Regions from separate parts of the Homo sapiens genome. Here region 2 is linked to region 1. The links are chromatin loops, found by intact Hi-C in ENCODE. Cell type or tissue: GM12878. All regions are shown on one strand. Links, peaks and the distances in the headings refer to the core of each region. The heading gives the core; the rest is flanking DNA.

The links. Peaks named below come from ENCODE experiments on the same cell type or tissue, not always from the same donor. Only the 100,000 strongest peaks of a DNase experiment are listed, where the experiment ranks them.
Region 2: it touches region 1 in a loop (5-fold over the local background); 1 of 110 quality-filtered maps calls a loop at or near these places.

The regions. Positions count from the first base shown.
Region 1 is chr1:198,851,407-198,854,344 of GRCh38, reverse strand. All of the region lies in intron 2 of MIR181A1HG (MIR181A1 host gene), which reads left to right. Among named protein-coding and RNA genes, the nearest start is that of MIR181B1, 6.1 kb to the left of the region's middle. In GM12878, for the core only: no CTCF peak of the experiment used is centred there; no DNase peak of the experiment used is centred there.
Region 2 is chr1:198,797,828-198,800,765 of GRCh38, reverse strand. No RefSeq gene overlaps it. Among named protein-coding and RNA genes, the nearest start is that of MIR181B1, 60 kb to the left of the region's middle. In GM12878, for the core only: a CTCF peak has its summit at 1,795 (motif pointing left); a DNase peak (open chromatin) is centred at 1,695.

The DNA of each region.
Region 1 (2,938 bases), core at 330-2,829:
AATAGCAGAATTTCCTTCCTTTTTAAGGATGAATAATTTTCCATTGTTTATATATTCCACATTTATTTTAATCCATTCGTCTATTGAACACTTAAGTTGCTGCCATATCTTAGTTATTGGGAATAAAGTTGGAGTGAACATGAGATTGTCGATGTCTGTTTGATGTACCAATTTTCAATTCCTTCAGATATATACCCAAAACTGAGATTGCTGGATCATACGGTAATTCTCTTTTTAGTATTTTGAGGAACCTCTCTACTATTTTCCAAAATGGCTATACTAATTATTTACATTCCCCTCAACAGTATACAAGGGCTCTCTTTTTCTCCACATCCTCACCAACACTTCTCATTTGTTTTTTTGACAATGGTCATTCTAACAGGTGTGACGTGATACCTTAATGTAGTTTAAACTTGCATTTACCTTATGATAAGAGGTGTTGAGGCCGGGTGCAATGGCTCACACCTGTAATCCCAGCACTTTGGGAGGCCAAGGCGGGCAGATCATGAAGTCAAGAGATCGTGACCATCCTGGCCAACATGGTGAAACCCTGTCTTTACTAAAAATACAAAAATTAGATGGGCATGGTGGCACATGCCTGTAGTCCCAGTTACTCAGGAGGCTGAGGCAGGAGAATCACTTGAACCCAGGAGGCAGAGGTTGCAGTGAGCTGAGATCACACTACTGCACTCCAGTCTGATGATAGAGTGAGACTCTGTAAAAAAAAAAAAAAAAAAAAAAAAAAAAAGGTGTGAATGTTGGCCATGTGTGTATCTTCTTTTGGTAAATGTTTGTTCAGATCCTTTACCCATTTTTAATTAGGTTTTTTTCTTTTCTTGCTATTGAATTGTTTAAATTGGAATGCCTTACATGTTATGGATCTTAACCTGTTACCAGATATATAGTTTGGAAATACTCTCTTCCAGTCCATGGATGAGAATATATATATATATATATATATACACACACACACATTATTATATATCTATATATCACTTATGTGTCTCTTCACTCTCATAATTGTTTTCTTTGCTCTGCAGAAACAACTTAGTTTAATGCCATCCCACTTGTCTATTTTTGTTTTTGTTGTTTTTGCTTTTGGGGTAATAGCCAAGAAGTCGTTGCTCAGACCAATGTTATGGAGATTTTTCTCTCTGTTTTCTTCTAAAAGTTCTAGTTTCAGGTCTTATATTTCAAGTCCTTTATCCATTTTGGGTTGATGTGAGTGTGTGGTATAAGATAAGGGTCCAATTTTATTCTTCTGCAAGTGGCTATCCAGTTTTCCCAACACCATTTGTTGAAGTAGTTGTCTTTCCCCCATTGTGTGTTCTTGGCACCTTTGTCAACAATCAGTTGACCATAAGTAGTTGGGTTTATTACTGGGCTTTCTTGTTTCTTTGGTTGATGTGTCTGTTTTAGGCCAGTACGATGCTGTTTTTGATTGCAATAGTTTTATGAAATCTTTTGAAATTAGGAAGTGTGATGTTTTAAAATGTATTTATGTATGTATGTATGAAGAGATTCAAAGCAGCATTATTTTAAAACTTTTAATAATAGCAAGCTAAATGTTCAAAAACGAGGAGCGGGAAAATGAATTATGACATGTATGATGGAAAATAATAATAACTGTATTTTAATTAAAAATCATGCTTATATTTAAGTATAAATTTTTCAGAACTCAGATAGAGAGTTAAATTCCAACTTACTAGAAGAGTAATCATGGAGAAATTAATTTTCCTAAGCTTAAATTTGTTCAACTATATAATTTGTATAATATTCCCTACCTGAACATTGTTGCTTTCAGGATAAATGAAATAATCCATACAATGACTTTAGCATAGTGCCTGATGTTTAGTAAATATTTAGTAGTAGTAGTAGACTCTATTCCTGTGCATGATCATACCGCTATACATAACAAGTTATGTTTTTTTCTTTAACTCTTAGTGCTGGAATTTTGACCATTTTCTATCATATTCATTATATCTTCTACATTTCTGAGATAAAAACGTGTTACTTATACTCTTTTTAATAATAGTAAGCTACTAAATGATTTTATTTTAAAAATATCTTTATCATTAAATTCCAAATGTATTTGTTTATTGAACTAAAAGCCCTCCAAAGTGCTAGAACTCTAATACCTACTAGTCACAGGGCATTGATGACAGCATTTAAAATTATTAAATGTTATAAAGCACGCATTTATTTAAACATAAACAACACACACACAGAGAATGATACAATGCTTTATAAAAGCGCTTTATTTAACTTTATTCTCATTCTAAATCTGAAGATAAACTCAGGTCCAAAATTTTAAGGTAAATAAGCATAAGTAACAATGAGTTAGTTTGAAAGATTAAGTCAATTATGTACTCTTATCTTTTATATTTCCTCTGAAGGAATTTGAGTGCTTGACAGTTAAATGATATAAAGTTCATTGATGAAAATTCCATTTAATAGTATACTTTTCATGTACATGGACTGGAATTCATAACATAAAATATTAAAATGTTTAATTGACTACTCATTTGGCTTTGAATGTTGCTTTTGATTTTTCATAACATAACATAATCATTAATAATATAATGATTATTATTTCTGTAACTTGATCAGTTACAAACTTTACCAGTTTTTTAATGAAAAATAATAAGAATCAAGTCATAACTCACATGCTAGGATGTGCTTTTAAGTAATAATGGGCAGTCATTGCCCAATGGTAGCATCAAGATATCTTAAGAAAGGTGTATAAAAAATTAAAATGTATTTCAAATATTTAAAGGAATTATTATAAGTGGGTATCTTTTATCAATAATCTTTCTTTTCCAGATAGTTTGAAAAGAAGAGAGAGTCTAATTTTCATTTGTGATTTCCTTTCATGACCAGTCATTACAAAACTTTAGTTTAGTTAAAAATTTCTCTTGATTTTTGTCTAGATTTTGCC
Region 2 (2,938 bases), core at 239-2,738, 53 kb after region 1:
ACCAAGATCAAAACCAAAGTTTAGGGTCCTAACTTAACATAACCCATCACTTACTTATATTTCTATAGTTCTTGTCATTTTGCATACCAATTCGTAAGTTTTATTCATTCAGTAAATAATTTAACAAGTATTCACTAAGCTCCCATTATATACATTAGGGTACAATGGTAAGTATTTTCATGTTGTTGAGCATACATAAAACATCTCCTTGGTATTTGCCTTCTTTCTCATTCATTTAATCACTATCTGCCCACCAAAACCCAAAGCAATTTTTCTGAGCCACATCTCTGTATTTCAATTTGAATATAATTAATCTGAAACCACTATTCCCAAGCTAGAATGAATACAGCCATTATAATGGCAACTGGAAAACTCTGTAGCTGTGTTCAATTGAGAAATGAAAAACAATCATAAGTGAGCAGTTCAGGCATTGTTCATAATGTCTATAACTCATGCCTTATTTTACTATCATTGTTTCAGATTGTAAAAAATAGCCTTTTCCTTTCACTCTGAAATTATAAGATGAGAAATATAAACCAATGTTTTAATGCTATACCAGCTTTATAGTAACATAAACATGTTGATATTTTGAATTGATTCAAATACTTTTAGTCATCAAAGGGTATTTATTAGACATGTTCAACAGTTTATAGAGTTATTTGATATATTCTTTCAATATGTACAAACATAAAAGGAACACAAATGTAGAGATTTTCTTAAAAGAATTTAAAGCATAGTTCACACGTCACAAGGATCACATTACTCTCCCTTAACATTTTCAAAAGATATTTTTACCACTTTACAGATGGAAAAACTGAGATTCATTTTATGTTAAGTAATAAAATCCAGACTTCTCAGGCCCTGTCCAGCATACACTGGCTTCCAGCAAAGCAGCTCCTTGAATTTAAATTTTCAAAAGAGCTGTTTCCTATTCTAGGCTTACACGCATTTGATGTTGAACTTCAAAAAAGCAAAAAGCTCTTTGTGTATGAGTTTCGTTCTGGCAAACATATCAAGTGCATTTTGCCATAACATGGAATGAAATGAGAAAAATTGGAAAAGTTTATTAATTATCTACTTAATTGCAATGGTATGAAATAGAATAGGAGTCTCCTTATAATGCTGTAAAGTATGGTAACATATTTTCATAGGAGAATAATAAGCTAAAACTGCATAGAAATCAAATGAATTTCAATATGTTATTAGAAGAAATTAAAGTATGTCTACTTTATTGTAACAGTTCCCTAAATTTATCAAATGTTTATAATTTTGTACTGTATACTGATATTAAAAGATGATAAGGTTTCTAATATATACACATAATAAATCACCAGAAATTCTAACTTCTGGAAGCTATTGTATTAGCATTCAGCCCTAAACTTAAAAAAAAAAAAAAGAAAAGAAAAAAAAAGGTAACAACAGCCAAAATAAAAAACTCTGAGACTTAAGTCTGCTAATCTGAAACTAATCAGTGACTATTTCTGAAACTATCTATCTAAGAAGAGACTCAGAGACAATTGCTTTTTGGGATTAGTGATATAAGTACTAAAATTAAAGTAATATCTTTCACTTTTGAAATCCATGTGTCCCTTGGAAACCAGTGGTCCTGAAGCACCCTGACAATATTGGTGCTATACATGAAGGAATGATACCAACACTGAGCACCAAAAACAGAAATTTACATATTAGACAGATGATTCTCAACCAGGGAACGATTCTGCTCCCAGGAGACATTTGGCAATGCCTAGAGGCATTTCTGATTGTCACAGCTTGGGAGTGTACCTGACATCTAGTGGCTAGAGACCAGGGAGGTTGCTAAACATCTGCTGAGAACAGGAAAATCCCCTACAACAAAGAATTATCTGACCCAAAATGTCAATATTGTAGAAGTTGAGAAACTCTGAATTAAACTAGTATTAATAGTAATCACAACTTTTGAAAAGCATTGAAGTAAACCTATTAACATATGTCTTAGTTTGTATTGTACTGTTAGAATACCTGAGACTGGGTAATTTATCAAAAACAGAAATTTATTTCACACAACTCTAGAAGCTGGGGAGTCCAAGATCAAGGCATAAGCAGGTTTGGTGTCTTGTAAGGGGCCTGGTCTCTGCTTTCAAGAATGTGCTTTGAGCACTGCATCCTCCAGAGGGAAGGAATACTCTTGCTCACACCACAGAACCATGGAAGGGCAAAGAGAAGATGAGAGAGCAGGCAAGACAAGGCCACTTTTTGTAATGGCATCAATCCCGCCCATGAGGGTGGAGCCCCCATGGACTAATCACTTCTTAAAAGCCCCACTGTTGATACTTTCACAATGGCAACTAAATTTCAAACTGAATTTTGGAGGGGGCAAACATTCAAATGACAGCAACATGTAAATAAAGTTGTTTGTAGTAGGAGTGAATTTTTAAGATTTCTTTGTTGGTAATTGAAGTGTTATCATATATAGTACATAGATAAGGTATTTTGCAATCTTCCTTGACTGAAATCAAAGGAGCCTTTGAACAGGAACAATGAGATAGCTGATATGGTAGCTCTGTGTCCAAATTGTATCTCAAATTGTAATCACCACGTGTTGAGGGATGGACCTGGTAGGAGGTGATTGGATCATGGGGGTGTTTTCCCCCATGCTGTTCTCGTGATAGTGAGGGGGGTTCTCATGAGATCTGATGGTGTAAAAGTAGCAGTTTCCTCTGTGCTCTCTCTCTCTCCTGCTGCCTTGTGAAGAAGGTGCTTGCTTCCCCTTTGCCTTCTGTCAGGATTGTAAGGTTCCTGAAGCCTCCCAAGCCAGTGGAACTGTGAGGTAATTAAACCTCTTTCCCTTATAAATTACCCAGTCTCAGGTATTTCTTTATAGTACTGTGAAAACAGACTAATACAGAGAATTGGTACAAGGAGTGGGGAAATGCTATAATGATAACCTGAAAACGTGGCA